2 separate regions of the Homo sapiens genome follow, and region 1 is linked to region 2. Evidence: chromatin loops called from intact Hi-C (ENCODE). Cell type or tissue: IMR-90. All regions are shown on one strand.

What was found. A loop is a pair of places that touch in the nucleus more often than their neighbours do. Peaks named below come from ENCODE experiments on the same cell type or tissue, not always from the same donor. Only the 100,000 strongest peaks of a DNase experiment are listed, where the experiment ranks them.
Region 1: it touches region 2 in a loop (5-fold over the local background); 15 of 110 quality-filtered maps call a loop at or near these places.

What each region holds. Positions count from the first base shown.
Region 1 is chr17:12,998,437-13,006,436 of GRCh38, reverse strand. It overlaps ELAC2 (elaC ribonuclease Z 2), which reads left to right. Exons shown (of 24, transcript NM_018127.7): 9 at 458-516; 10 at 612-684; 11 at 1,336-1,448; 12 at 2,863-2,958; 13 at 3,858-3,996; 14 at 4,078-4,163; 15 at 6,163-6,281; 16 at 7,929-8,000. Among named protein-coding and RNA genes, the nearest start is that of ELAC2, 16 kb to the left of the region's middle. In IMR-90, a CTCF peak has its summit at 3,151 (motif pointing right); a DNase peak (open chromatin) is centred at 3,176.
Region 2 is chr17:12,738,927-12,746,926 of GRCh38, reverse strand. MYOCD (myocardin) reads right to left here. Exons shown (of 14, transcript NM_001146312.3): 7 at 7,599-7,724; 8 at 2,491-2,744; 9 at 855-1,008. Among named protein-coding and RNA genes, the nearest start is that of MYOCD-AS1, 37 kb to the right of the region's middle. In IMR-90, a CTCF peak has its summit at 4,477 (motif pointing right); DNase peaks (open chromatin) are centred at 2,406 and 4,536; H3K27ac peaks cover 465 bases.

The sequences.
Region 1 (8,000 bases), 260 kb before region 2:
AAAGCAATAAACGCATTTTAATGAATTGTAAGGAAACAACATCATTTTATTTTTTATTTTTTTTTTTGAGACAGACTTTCGCTTTTGTTGCCTAGGCTGGAGTGCAATGGCGCGATCTCGGCTCACTGCAACATCCGCCTCTGGGTTCAAGCGATTCTCCTGCCTCAGCTTCCTGAGTTGCTGGGATTACAGGCACGTGCCACCACGCCTGGCCAATTTTGTATTTTTAGTAGAGACGGGGTTTCTCCACGTTGGTCAGGCTGGTCTCAAACTCCTGACCTCAGGTGATCTGCCCGCCTCAGCCTCCGAAAGTACTGGAATTACAGGCGTGAGCCACCGTGCCTGGCCAACATTATTATTTTTTTTTAATCTAGAAAAATACACTTCTAAGAAAATTGATTAAAACCAACCTTCTTCATTAGCCCCTAAGATCACATCTATGTTCTCTTTGTTGCAGCTTCACTTAAAGAGAGGAAACTTCTTGGTGCTCAAAGCAAAGGAGATGGGCCTCCCAGTGTGAGTGTGGGGGGTAAGGCTTCTGGGGACTCACTGGGTACACCTGTCCACTTAAGGAAATCACATTTCACAGAGGCCTTGCCTCTTCATTTCAGTGGGACAGCTGCCATCGCTCCCATCATTGCTGCTGTCAAGGACGGGAAAAGCATCACTCATGAAGGAAGAGAGGTGAGATGCCTGGTTTTCTTGATTCAGCAGTTACAGGTAGGGTCTGAAATGCTGGGCAGAGTCTGTCTTCTTCAGGCCCTACAGACACCACTTTTGAAGGACGTGGAACAGTTTGGACATCACTCAGCTAAGTGATAAAATGGCCTCTTTTATCTGTGTTTGTCCCGCATGTCAACACGGCTGCATTCGAGCATTTTTGTAGATTGTCCATTTAGGATCTAGTCACCGTCCTCCTTAAAGGGTGCATGCTTTCCTTGGTACTTGAGCTCAGGACAGTGTCTAACAACAGACCCCATATGGATGGGCCTGGGGTTTATGGTCCAGAGGAATGCCACAGTATTCTATGTCAAGATATTTCCTCTGACTTCTGAGGACATTAGGACCAGTGGCCACAGACTGAAGAAAACCTTAATGCCAAGCCTCCTTTCCTGGCCAGTGTAGGCCTGAAGTGCCTCAACCTGACAGTTACCTGTTTAGGTATCCACAAAGAGACCAGAAGGGTGTTGATGGTGATGTGTAAAGTTGGTTTTGTGCTTTGTTTACCTCTCAGCTCACTGGATAGGATATGTCATGTTAGCAGTTGCCTTGAAGGCAGTTCAGTTTGGTGGCTGAGCTGTGACCCCCAGTGGGCGGGCTTATTTGGTTTTGCAGATTTTGGCTGAAGAGCTGTGTACTCCTCCAGATCCTGGTGCTGCTTTTGTGGTGGTAGAATGTCCAGATGAAAGCTTCATTCAACCCATCTGTGAGAATGCCACCTTTCAGAGGTAATGAGGGGTCTCTAGGGTGGGAGAAGTGAGAGCTGAAACCCAGCCCAGCATCGACATGGGCATCTTGTGGCAAGAGCTGTGTTTCTGGGAAGACCACTATCTGGGTTTACAGTTCAGAGGCCGGCACTCCTGCCTTAAGTCACTGTTGGTAGTTGGTGGGCTCCGGTGTACACAGCCTCAAAGTGAAATTAGAAAAGATTGAAAACTAGAAACAACTGAGGACTAGAAATTCAACTAGAACTCTTACAGCTCTTATACCAGAAGAAATTCTAGAACTTTTTTGAATTCTAACTAATGCCCCAGATTATCATTTGGATTATTTTGAACTGAATTAATTTTCTTCCATTACCTGCATTGAAACAAATGAGGTGGGTCAGAGTGTGTGAGACTGTCGTGGTCAAGAGTCCGTGTTATGGGATGGACTCACAGCTGGGGAATGTCTTTTGGGCTAACTGCCACTCTGTTGTTGTCCTCTATCGAAGTTAACCAGTTTTGCGGTTCAGCTTTCATTCCAGATGGAATCATCTTTGACCCACCTATCTGAGTTTGAATCTTTTCCCCCACTCTTAATGGTTTACCTGTATTTTTCCTGTTCCTAGTTTGTATCTATCTGTATTTTTTCACTTGTTTTTTTCTACTTACCACAACAAATCCTTTTGGGCTGCTGTACCCCTTCCGAGTCAGAGCGTTAGGAGTTGTTTCATGGTCTGCTTTATTCTCTGTGGGTGAATTTGGATGCGCTGGTAGCCCCGGCTTTGTATTTTAATCCAGTTTTGGGCAGCAAAACCTCTTCAATGAATCAGGTGTCATTTGAGAGCCATGTGTGGATGTGTGATGATGCTGGGATAGATAAAAATAGCTACTGTGTATATTTCTTTTTAAAGGGAACTGGAGGGAAACACATCAGCATGTTAGTAAGTGGTCTGTTGTCCAGGTGGTGAAATTTCAGATGATTTTCATTTCTCGTGCCTGTGTCTCAGGTCCTCTGGAAGGCAGACACCAGGGTGGCATTGGAGGTGCAGGAGGTTTATTCGAGGAAATTTGACTGTGAGAGAGGAAGGAGAGAGGGAGCAGGAGGAGGCAGGGAGAGCCTGGGTCTGGCTTTGCAGGTTGGACCCGTATGAGTGGAGAGGGTAGGAAGGAAGTGCAGTGCTGAGAAAGGATCAGCCAGGCCTACTGGAAAGCCCAGAGCAGAGCTTGCCAGATACAGGAATCCCACGTCCATTGGAAATGGCCCAGCACCGGGGTCTGCCGTGAGCAGCCTGCTGTGAGAGCATGGCCTGGGCGTGGAGGCTGTCAGCTCACTGCAGTGCTGCAGAGGGCCGCACGATACCCCTCCCTGGCTGCGTGGTCCCTGTCTTGGTGTGTCCTGAGTCTGCATCACTTTGTAAAGCCCCACTCTTCTGCCCAGGTACCAAGGAAAGGCAGATGCCCCCGTGGCCTTGGTGGTTCACATGGCCCCAGCATCTGTGCTTGTGGACAGCAGGTACCAGCAGTGGATGGAGAGGTATGGAGCCCAGCCCAGCGGCACTTGGGGTAACTCTTCTGGGCAGTGGTGGATTCCCCTTTCCTCCCCTCGTGCTCTTTCCAGCGCTACCTACCCTTCTGCACCTGCCTAAACTTTCTGTGGGATTCCTGCCTTCCCAGAATTCTAGGCTTCCCAGATCTGTGCTACACTCGTGAAGAAAATGCACCGCTAGGTGGCGCAGTGTCCACACGATTCCATTTATTTTACACCCTCCACACTCTTCAGGGTGTCTGAACAAATACTGCCGTTTGGTTGAGGATTCCATAAGTGAATTCCAAAGAAGAGATTGCAGCTATAAAATGATAGCTTCCATTTACTGAATGCCCACTTTGTGGGAGGCAGTGTGTGAAATACCCTTCATTTCACTTCATTTCCTCTAGGGTCGTCGCCAGCAGCCCTGGGAGGTAGATGTTTAGTCACTGGAAGGCATCTTTTTCCTCGGGGCATCGCTGGCCAGGGCCAGGTGGAGGAGTATGAGTTGAGCTCGGGTGCGGGGTGACCTTGGGCTGCTTTTTGGCCCCTGCCCGTATCTCCCCACATGGCCCGTTTACCTGCCCCTCACTCCATGGCCTGCTCTCCTGCTGTCTCTTTCATTCCTCAGGGTTTGGGTCCCCTATTTGTATGCCCTGGACATCTTCTTTTTCTTGTTTTTCCTCTCACTCTTCCCAGCACACCTGAAAGGCAGCTGAGCTAGGGAACACCGGGCTTTGAGACAGCAGGAGTGGGACCATGTTTGGCCATGTAGTAACACTGCTTGGGGCAAGTCACTGAACTGTTTGAACACCTCATCCTCATTACCACTCCTGAGCTCAGCACCACTCCTCAGGGGGAGCTGCCTCCTAACAGACGCTGCAAATGCCGGGTCTGTTTCTTCACAGGTTTGGGCCTGACACCCAGCACTTGGTCCTGAATGAGAACTGTGCCTCAGTTCACAACCTTCGCAGCCACAAGATTCAAACCCAGCTCAACCTCATCCACCCGGACATCTTCCCCCTGCTCACCAGTTTCCGCTGTAAGGTAGTGTCTCAGACCGGCCCCTTGTCGGCCCAGCTCTCGTCCCCTCTCTTTCTCTCCATGAATGTGTTTTGTCTCTTTCAGAAGGAGGGCCCCACCCTCAGTGTGCCCATGGTTCAGGGTGAATGCCTCCTCAAGTACCAGCTCCGTCCCAGGAGGGAGTGGCAGAGGTCTGTGCCATCTTGAACTAATGGAATCGTCTCAGTCGAGTTGGGAAACATTTCTGTAAATAGCCACATAGTAAATGTTCCAGGAGGCTCTCCAGACCATATGGTCTCTGTTGTAACTATTCAACTCCGCTTTGAGCACAAAAGAAACACGGACAATAAGCTAATGAATGGGCTTGGCTGTGTGCCAGCGTGAATTTATTTAGAAAAGCAGCCTACTCCAGGCTGGGTTGAGGTGGGCGGATTGGGGCCAGTAGTTCTCCTTTTCCAAAATTGCCTTGCATGGGAATAGCAGTGATAGAGCTCGTGTGTTTCACAGTATAGAAAATAGGAAATGTGTGATGAACAAAGTCACCCATAATCCTGTTGCCCAGAGATAATGATTGATAACATTTTGTGTTTCTTGATTTGTGTATGTGGGTTTATATTGTCAGTCTTTTCCTGTATCACTAAACAGTCTTAAGTAACAAGATTTTTATTGGTATTCCAAATAGGGATGTTTACTCATTTGGGATGTTTCCAATTTTTTGTTGTTTTTAATGAATGAAACAATAAATGTCTTATATATAAATCTTTGATGGGAACTCTGTTCCCTTCAAGTCATTCCTAAATGTGGGATTACTGGCCCAGAGTGTGAGACTTGTTAAGGTACTTGATAAATGTAAGATGCCATCTTGAAAGCCTCTTCCAGTACAATCCAACCAGGAAAGTGAACAGCCTTACTGCCCCACATCTTTATTTTAATTAATTAATTTATTTATTTTATTTATTTATTTATTTTTTTGAGACGGAGTTTCACTCTTGTTGCCCAGGCTGGAGTGCAATGGCGTGATCTCAGCTCACTGCAACCTCCGCCTCCCGGGTTCAAGCATTTCTCCTGCCCCAGCCTCCCGAATAGCTGGAATTACAGGCGCCTGCTACCACGCCCGGCTAATTTTTTGTAATTTTAGCAGAGACGGGTTTCACCATGTTGGCAGGCTGGTCTCGAACTCCTGACCTCAGGTGATCCACCCACCTCAGCCTCCCAAAGTGTTGGGATTACAGGCGTGAGCCGTGCCCGGCCTGTTTTAATTTTTAAGGATCTGAACCTTGATTTTAAGTTTCCTGCCCACTCCACAGTATTTGTATTAGAATAGAGCATGTGCTGGATTATGACTGGATGCTGTGTGCTGTTGAGGTTGGGTAGTTGGGGCCCTTTAAGAGACTATACTAGCAAGACTCGGGCCCACAGGCAACATCACGGGGTTGAAGAACCTGGTGTCCCTTTGTTGGCATCTGCGCAGGCTCTTAACACACAGCAGCGATACACAGCCCTAGCCGACATTCAGATTTACCTTGTGCTTGTGAAAAATATTGCACAGGGCCTGCCCTAGACCTAGTGAATTAGAATCTTGAGAGTTAGGCTTGGGACTCACAAGCTCCCAGATGATTTTAATGCTCAGCGAGGTTGAAGAGCCGCCTGTCCAAGGAGTTGCCACTCCGTGTGATCTGGGGCTTGCTAGGAAAGTGGGATCTCAGGCCTCACTGCAGAGCTGCCGAACTGGCTTCTGCGTTTTGCCAAGGTTCCTGGGTGTGAACATGAGTTTCAGAGTCACTCCTCTAGGGCCCCTGCTTCTCAGCTCGGACCATTGACCCCTCAGAGGACATTTGGCAACATCTGGAAACGTTCTTGGTTGTCACAGCCTAGGAGGTGGGTAGTGGTGCTGCTAGTGGGTAGAGGTCAGGGGTACTGCACCAGGACAGCAGCACTGGCCACAGAAAAAAACTGTCTTGCCCTGAGCATCAGTAGTTCCCCGTTGACTGGCCCTGAGGCAGAGCGATGCAGCATCCAAAAGGCGGTGGAGCAGACCTGCCCCAGATCCTAGTCACTTAACCTTCAGTGTTGATCTGAAGGAACTTCCTGCAGATTGTCCCCCTGAATTTATTCTGGACATCCCCAATGGGGTCTGCTGAGGCCATATACCCTGTCCGTCACCTGAGATGCTTCTCTCTCTTCCTGCAGGGATGCCATTATTACTTGCAATCCTGAGGAATTCATAGTTGAGGCGCTGCAGCTTCCCAACTTCCAGCAGAGCGTGCAGGAGTACAGGAGGAGTGCGCAGGACGGCCCAGCCCCAGCAGGTGAGTGGGAGCCCACAGAGCAGCCTTTCTTTCCTGGGCTCTGCCCCTGCTGCTGTTTTCCTAGCATTAAGTGGAGTGCTGGTGGGGCGCATTCTAACCTGGCTTTTCAGTCTAATCCAGGGCTTCTCTACTCAGCTCTACATTAGAATTATAGTCATTGGAGGAGGGGGCTTTGGGGAGTTTAAGAATCCCAATTCCTGGCTGGGCGCGGTGGCTCACACCTGTAATCCCAGCACTTCGGGAGGCCGAGGCAGGTGGATCGCGAGGTCGGGAGATCGAGACCATCCTGGCTAACATGATGAAACCCCGTCTCTACTAAAAATACAAAAATTAGCTGGGCGTGGCGGCGGGCGCCTGTAGTCCCAGCTACTCGGGAGACTGAGGCAGGAGAATGGCGAGAACCCGGGAGGCGGAGCTTGCAGTGAGCCAAGGTCGTGCCACTGCGCTCCAGCCTGGACGACAGAGTGAGACTCCGTCTCAAAAAAAAAAATCCCAATTCCTGTGCCCCATCCCACCCAATCAGAGCATTTGGCGATGGCACCCAGGCATTCTTGGCAAGGCACGCACTGAGTGAAACGTTTTAGTGAACACCTGTGGAAAGAGCTCTGAGCAGGGACTTGGCTGGCAGAGATCTAGTCCTGGCTTTGCGGATGCAAATCCATGGAGGATCTTGGCCACGTCACTCAACTGAGGCTGAGGGCCGGGCACAGGCTTTGGAACCATCGGGTCTCCCTGGATTTGAATCCTGACCCTGCCTCTTACCATCTTCACTGGAGACCTGGGCGTCTGAGCCTGTTTCCCCCTTGGGAAGCAGAGCATTTCCTACCTGGTAGGGCTGGGAGGATGCGACCGAAGTGCATGGTCTTGCAGTGAGAGCTGGATGCAAGGCACACACTGTTCTCTTGAAATAAATGACAGTTCCCAGCATAAAGAAATGTCATTTTTTAAATGTAAAAGAATTACAGCAATTCTTTTGAAGAAAGGACTGGAGAATTTATTTGTTCTTCTTAGCCTTTTGGTGACAGATAGCCTGTGGGTCCCACACTGGTGCGAAGTCCTTTGTTTCAGAGCGGTTGCCAGGGGCCTGCCAGTCCCCCTCCTGGGAAGCTGGATAGAACTATGTTGCTTACCCATCTGTCTTAGTCTGTGTTTTGTTATTATAAAAGAATATGTGAGACTGGGTAATTTATCAAGAAAAGAGGTGTATTTAGTTCACGGTTCTGCGGGCTGAGAATTGAAGGTCACGGCCCTAGCTTCCAGTGAAGGCTTCCATGCTGCATCATAACGTGGCAGAGGAGCGCAAGTAGGAAGTGGACGCTTGTGAAGACGGGATAACCTGAGCTGCACTCTGGCTTTATAACAACCCCCCTCTCCTGGGAACAAATCCATTCCCTTGAGAAGTAATGCAGTCTCCTGAGAGCCAGTACTTACTACTGCAGCTCCAAGCCACTCAGGAGGGTCCGTCCCTGTAGCCCAAACGCCTTCCACTAGGCCCCGCCTCCCAAAACCGCCATACTAGGGAGCACGTTTCCACATGAGGTCTGGGGACAAACCAATGACACTCAAACCATTGCACCTTCTCATGGCTGCATGCTGGCTCACTTTTGACCCAAAGGAATGGATTGTTTCACATGGATTTTTTCACAGAGAAAAGAAGTCAGTACCCAGAAATCATCTTCCTTGGAACAGGGTCTGCCATCCCGATGAAGATTCGAAATG
Region 2 (8,000 bases):
TGAAACCCTGTCTCTACTAAAAATACAAAAATTAGCTGGGTGTAGTGGTAGGTGCCTGTAGTCCCAGCTACTAGGGAAGCTAAGGCAGGAGAATCGCTTGAAGCCGGGAAGCAGAGCTTGCAGTGAGCCAAGATTGTGCCACTGCACTCCAGCCTGGATGACAGAGCAAGACTCCATCTCAAAAAAAAAAAAAAAAAAAGGTAGGCACCATCATCATCATCATCTCCTTATACCTATACTAATTACCGTAACTCTCACCAGCCAATGATTCTGAGCATGTGTATCTAGAGGGATCCACCTGCCTCAGCCTCCCAAAAGTGGGTTTTGAGGGGTCTGACAGATGGCACTATCATATCTGGATCATGTTTCTCTTTGGCTAAAGCATCTCCTGTCTCACTTGTCTCCTGTCTTACTCTTATCTAGAAATAGCCTACTTAAAAATTATTTTTTGCTATGGTAAAATAAACATAAAGTTTGTCTTTTCCCTCTATCTCAAAAGAAAGGGCTCTTGCCCTTTCTTGCCCTTCCACCTTCTGCCCTTCTACCATGGGATGGCATTTGCCAGATACTGGTGCCATGTCCTCGGACTTCTCAGTTCTAGAACTGTGAGAAATAAATTCCTTTTCTTTTCAAATTTCCCAGTTTCCAGTATCCTGTTACGGCTGCATAAAATGGACTAGACAACTGGGGTGTTCAACCACAGCAGGATAAATTCTGTCACCTCCTTCAGTGTTTCCTACAGTCTTCTTCCCCTCCCACTCTCTTACTCCAGATATCAGTTGGTCCTGGTGATGTTAACAACATACTGTTGTATTTGTTTAAAAAAAGAAAGAAACTCATGTCAAATCCTATACCTTCAGATCATCCAGGTTAGGTGGGAGTGGGCCTGGTTTGAAAGAAGAGACACCAGTTTGTCCAGAAAAACTGTTTTTGACAGGAGACAAGGGGGTATTGCTCAGTGGCGTTGAAGAAGAGTTTGGATTTCTGACCATCTGTTCATTTGGTTCCCTAAAAAACAAACAAAGAGGCATTTCAAGTACAATCAAATATTGGTGGGATAACTTGCATTTAGATCGGATCCCAAAGTGATTGCCTGCAAGGGTCAGGCATGTAATAAACCAGCAGAAGAGACCAGGGTGAGGAAAAACAACACTGCCGGCTAGACGGTAAGCGGTGCGTGACATCTGAACTTTGTTTAGGGAGATAAGAGGGAGTGGCAGGGACTTTGGCATATGAAAGAGGACACATCCACCTGTGATTCAGCTGATGCTCTGTCCTGGGGAGGCCAAACACACCTGGTGAAGCTTGGTTGCGTTTAGTGCTCAGCATAATTGCTAGTATATAGTCTGAGGATGACACAGGAGGAATCTACATCTCAACTTTATATGTGGGGATATTGACAATTTAAAGGGTGACCTGGCCAGGCACGGTGGCTCATGCCTGTAATCCGAGCACTTTGGGAGGCCGAGGCGGGTGGATCACCTGAGGTTGGGAGTTTGAGACCAGCCTGACCAACGTGGAGAGACCCTGTCTCTACTAAAAATACAAAATTAGCCGGGCGTGGTGGCGCATGCCTGTAATCCTAGCTACTAGGGAGGCTGAGGCAGGAGAATCGCTTGAACCTGGGAGGCGGAGGTTGCGGTGAGCCAAGATCGCGCCATTGCACTCCAGCCTGGGCAACAAGAGTGAAACTCCATCTCGAAAAAATAAATGAATAAATAAATAAATATATTTAAAAAAAATAAAAGGTGACCTAGCAATGTGGTCACACAACCTGGGCTCAGGAGTCAATCTTTGAGAGTGTCTGTCAGCTGCTCAGCCCTGTTCCTTCTAAAAGCAGAAGGGCATCGGAATTGCTCATAATTCCAATATCACATTCTTAGACTTTCCATAGTCCAACTTGAAAGTGCTAATACTTTCCTTTTCCCCAAAGGGGCCTCTTATCAAGGGCATTGATTTATAGCAGTCCCTCCACCTATTGGCAGTTTCACTTTACAAGATTTCAGTTACCTGAGGTCAACTGCAGTTCAAAAATAGTTGTGTCCAGTACAATAAGTTATTTTGAGAGAGAAACCACCACATCCAGATACCTTTTATTACAGTATCTTGCTATAATTGTTCTACATTATTGCTAGCTATTATTGTTATTCTCTCACTGTGCCTAATTTATAAGTGAAACCTTATCACAGGTATATATGCCTAAGAAAAATACAGTATATGTAGAGTTCAGTACTCTCTGAGGTTTCAGGGATCCAATGAGGGTTTGGAATACATCTGCAGATATAGAGGGCCCTGTATTTGCTTCCTCCCAGTCTTACGGCTCTGAAAAGGTGTGCATAGTTTCTAAATTGAGTCACCTTCCAAACATACTGGATGAGGAAATGGTGCAATACAGGACTTGCTAGGCCCCATGGTGCTGGCAGATAGATATTAATAGACACCCTTCCCAACCTCTGCCCACAGCCACCCTCCCAGCCTTGCCGGACTTACTTAAGCTGAGCTTGGTGCATCCCTAGGTAGCTGAATCGGTGTTGCTGCTGCTGCTGCTGCTGGCTGAGGATTTGGAGCTGCAGGAACAGCTGCTGTTGCTGGAGCAGCCGAGCGTAGGCTGAGTCCATAGGTGGAGGGGACTTCTCTGCCTTCTGGTCTGGGGGAATGTACTGGTGATATTTAAGCTTCTTCACCTTTGGCTTGGGGTCCTTGGGCTTTTTGTGGCGGTTCTTACTGTCACCCAAGGATTTGGACTGCAAAGAAGATGAGGAAATTGCATGTGCTTTAGGTGATGGCTGAGAATGATTTTGCATCATGGACACGTTGTGAGGCAGTTTTGTCTGATGGCCATTCTTGGATCTCAGAAATATAATATAGCAAAGGCATGATGTACAAAGAGCTCCTAGGACACTAACGTTGCTAATGAACAAATCCATTGCAAATGTATCACACTGGAAGGACACTCCTTAGACAGGGAATGTTGAATCTTAGAAGCAGCTCCAGAGTTTTTCCTTTCTGGAGTACAGCAAAATGTAATCCTGTGTTTCAATGAGTGCATTCTCCTAACCTAAAACCAACTGATGACCTAACAAAGGTTGCATTCTGATCTTGAGACTACTTGTAGAAAGTTCTTTCATGGCTGGGAGCGATGGCTCACACCTGTAATGCCAATGCCAACACTTTGGGAGGCCGAGGCGGGTGGATCACCTGAAGTCATGAGTTCGAGACTAGCCTGACCAACACGGTGAAACCCCTTCTCTACAAAAAATACAAAAAGTAGCCAGGTGTGGTGTCAGGCGCCTGTAATCCCAGCTACTCGGGAAACTGAGGCAGGAGAATTGCTTGAACCCAGGAGGCAGAGGTTGCAGTGAGCCGAGATCACGCCATTGCACTCCAGCCTGGGCAACAAGAGCGAAACTCCATCTCAAAAAAAAAAAAAAAAAAAAAAAGAACTTTCATATGCATATGTGCAGTCACTTTTAGTTAAACACTTAATAAGTCGACTTATTAATGACATAAACTAAGATAAAACTAAGATTTTCTTTGAAAATCTAGAATGTGGTTATTTGTTGCTTTGAGCTGAAAGTAAGATAAACCTTGCCTATCTGCCTGCTGAACACCCTCTCGCCTGCCTGCCAAATACCGATGAAAGATCAGGAAGTAACACCTTTTGAAATAAGGACACTTTACTTATTATGGGAAGGGTTATCCACCTAACTGGAACACTTCCCAGAGTTGGAACCCAAAGCATGTATTGCATGATTTGGACACACTGAATCAGGAAGTTAAGGGTATAGTCTTGGAAGATAAGACAAATTTTTGAAAGTGGTACAATTACTTAACTTTAATACATCTCAGTTTCCTCACCTGCAAGTTGGAGAAAATATTCTTTACTTTTTCTCTCACTAATCAATATAAAGACTATAAAAGATAATATTGAAATAATAACAGGTAGTCAATGAACAGGTAATTATGTCTATAACCTGCTCCTGAAATAAAAGACCTTTGTATATTAGGAAGGAATGGGTCCATCCTGTTATCAGGTTAAAAAAAAGTAATTTTCAGGCCGGGCGCGGTGGCTCATGCCTGTAATCCCAGCACTTTGGGAGGCGGAGGTGGGCGCATCACTTGAGGTCAGGAGTTCGAGACCAGCCTGGCCAACATGGTGAAACCCTGTCTCTGGTAAAAATACAAAAAATTAGCTGGGCTTGGTGGTAGATGCCTGTAGTCTCAGCTTCTCGGGAGGGTGAGGCAGTAGAATAGCTTGAACCCAGGAGGTGGAGGTTGCAGTAAGCCGAGATTGCGCCACTACACTCCAGCCTGGGTGATAGAGCGAGACTCCGCCTCAAAAAAAAAAAATAATTTTCAAACCCTGACTTTATTACAGAAGGTTGAAATGAAGAACACGGATGTCATGACCACGAGTGAGCTAGGATTTGGGGGAACATTGGAAGGAAAGTGTGTTTCCACCGGTGTCCAGAAGAGGGGGCTCCTGAACAGCTGGCAAGCATATTCTGACTTGGCAGGTTCCCCACTTCAACCACAAACTACACATCTGAATGTGACCTTATCCAAAGGAGCTTACAACTCACTTGGACTCAGCGCAATGCACCCCCAAAGGCTCTTTTGTTTTCCAAAGAGACTTCTTCCTGGCGACTAATGAATAATGAACACAAGTAGTTGGGTGTGTTTGGTGGCTCCGTTTCTCTCTGCTTACTAATCGATTAGCATTCTAGTTAGTTAATCAGTCTTCTGTCCTTGGAGAGTTTCTGCAGGGCTCCCGAAACCAGCTCTGCCCTGGCCTGCTCCAGACCAGCTGCTGTTGTCGCCTCATTCTGAGGCTTGCCTTGTCTGGGGAGGATGGGAGCTGCAGCCCTGGCAGGGTCCCGCAGCTAAGTCGGAGGTCCAGGAGCTTTTTTTCTCTATGTTGCCTTAGCACATTCCAGAAGATACTGAAATCGGACCATTTACTCTGGATAGTCTGGGGTAAAGGCTACTATTACTATTCTCTTTTTGAGCCCAGGGGACACTAAGGTTTTTGTGTTTGTTGACCAAGCAGAAGAAATGATGGCTCTTCTACAAACAACCAGCCTGCCGGGACCAGCTGGGTGTCTGTAAGAATCGCCTTTTTCACAGAAAGCGATCTGTTCATCTCCTGGGCTTCTATCATACTTTCTACTACAGTGAGGTTGAAGGCTTTGCTAATTTTTTTTTTTTTTATATATATATACAGAGTCTCGCTCTGTCGACCAGGCTAGAGTGCAGTGACTGCGATCTCGGCTCACTGCCACCACCCCCTCCTGGGTTCAAGCGATTATCCTGCCTCAGCCTCCTGAGTAGCTGGGATTACAGGCACACGCCACCACGTCCGGCTAATTTTTGTATTTTTTGGTAGAGACGGGGTTTCACCATATTGGCCAGGCTGGTCTCGAACTCCTGACCTCAGGTGATCTGCCCGCCTCGGCCTCCCAAAGTGCTGGGATTACAGGCGTGAGCCACCATGCTCCACTGCTAACTTAAATTATGCAAAATTTAAATACTGTGATAGAAATATGAATAACATTTCTTTTTATACTCAGCTTTAGAAATAACGGGACTCATCTCCTCCTCCTTCCCCTGCAATGAACAAAATGCATTGATAGTCACATAATTTCCGACCTGTTGAGCTGAGTGAATTGTCAGCTGGGTTTAAGCTCTTGTGGTTTGGTGGGGGAGCCTTATTGGCAAACTGAAGTGTCTATCATCCATTAGACCATAAAACTGTTACTATATCATTGATTTTTACTTCAATTTACAATCTTTTTTAAGTCCCGTAAGAGTCATTTTAACATTCATTAAGTGGTGGCACTCGAGCTGAGAAAACGTGTTCCCAAATCAGTTGGAAGTTATTTGGGTATAGGCCAGGCACGGTGGCTTACGCCTGTAATCCCAGCACTCTGGGAGGCTGAGGCAGGTGGATTACCTGAGGTCAGGAGTTCAAGATCAGCCTGACCAACATGGAGAAACCCCGTCTTTACTAAAAATACAAAATTTGCCAGGCATGGTGGTGTGCACCTATACTCCCAGCTACTGGGGAGGCTGAGGCAGGAGAATCACTTGAACCTGGGAGGCGGAGGTTGCGACGAGCTGAGATCACGCCACTGCACTCCAGCCTGGGCAACAAGAGTGAAACTCCATCTCAAAAGAAAAAAAAAAGGAACACAAAGGGAAGTTATTTGGGATAAAACATTATAAAGAAGGCCACATGATTACCAGGCAATTAACTGAAGAGAGAGCAGCCTGTGTACTGTGAGATGCGATGCTGGTGTTTATAGAAGCACGAGTCGCAAGTGCAAAGATATGGACCCAACCGAAGTGCCCATCAACCAACAAGTGGATAAAGAAAATGTGGTACATATACAACATGGAATGCTACTCAGCCATAAAAAGGAATGAAATAATGTCTTTTGCAGCCACTTGGATGGAGCTGCAGGCCATTATTCTAAGTGAAGTAACTCAGGAATGGAAAACCAAGTATCATGTGTTCTCACTTATAAGTGGGAACTAAGCTATGAGGATGCAGAGGCGTAAGAATTATGTAATGGAATTTGGGGATTGGGGGAAGATTGGGAGTGGGGTGAGGGATAAAAGATTCCGTATTGTGTACAGTGTACACTGCTCAGGTGACGGGTGCACTACAATCTCCGAAATCGCCACTAAAGGGCCGGGCGCAGTGGCTCACGCCTGTAATCCCAGCACTTTGGAAGGCCAAGGCAGGTGGATCATGAGGTCAGGAGATGAAGACCATCCTGGCTAACACAGTGAAACCCCATCTCTATGAAAAACACAAAAAATTAGCCGGGCATGGTGGCGGGAGCCTGTAGTCCCAGATACTCGGGAGGCTGAGGCAGGAGAATCACTTGAACCTGGGAGGCGGAGGTTGCAGTGAGCTGAGATCGCGCCACTGTATTCCAACCTGGGCAACAGAGAGAGACTCTGTCTCAAAAAAGAAAAAAGAAAAAGAAAAAAAATCACCACTAAAGAACTTCTCTGTGTAACCAAAAACCACCTGCACCCCCAAAACTATTGAAATAAAAATAAAAATTAACAAAAAGATATAATGCTGAGAAAACTAAACATTTGCTATAATGATTCTAGCTACCTGCCTACTATGAATGAAACCCCGTGGTTATTTCCATAGGAAGACTGGCTTGAATGATGTAAGTTTTACGTTATGCAAGCTTTTCAGGGCTACTTCCCTTGCATAAAATCCAACTGCTGCATACCTATTTTATGAAACTTGCAAATCCTGCCTTACAATCAGCTGTGTCTACCTCAAAGGTGAGCTTATGAAATCTTTTAAGTGGGGAACGTGCTGGCTGGACTGTGATTCCAAAGAAATGCAAACCCACAGCCTTCTCCGTGGCAGAGGTGACTTCTGCTGTGCTGCAAGGATGGTGACCCATTTCTCATCTCCTGTTTTGTGACCCTCCTAGTGAGCTGAACCTCTGCCTGGGTCCTCCGTGTAACTCTCCTCGTGTTGTCAGACCTAACTCAGAAAGTTCTGCTCCAAGTCGGCTCTGTGAGCCGAGCGCTCAGGCAGGGCTTGGAGGCTGATGTGTCCGTACCTTTACAGCAGCATGCACGGCTATGGGGGTGCTGGGGGGGCCAAGCCCCTGCTTCCCCGCATCTGACTGGTGGCTGGGCTGTGAGGCTGAGTCATTTCTGTCATTTTCTGAGCCAGAAGCAAGATCCTGAAATCCAAATGTTACCGATATTAGGAAGATACAGGAATAAGTTGTGTGACACAGAAATGTTAGAGTCCGTATATATACCTCTGCTGCTTTCATCCTAGCTTCTCACCCAAGTAAATATCAGCCTACTCCCTCAGTGGGAGGAGTCACATACGTATATGTGTGTATATATGTGTGTGTGTATATATATGTACATGTGTATACACATATAAATATGTTTATGTGTATATACATATATACATATATATATATAAACTTATCATCCAGCTGAGAACA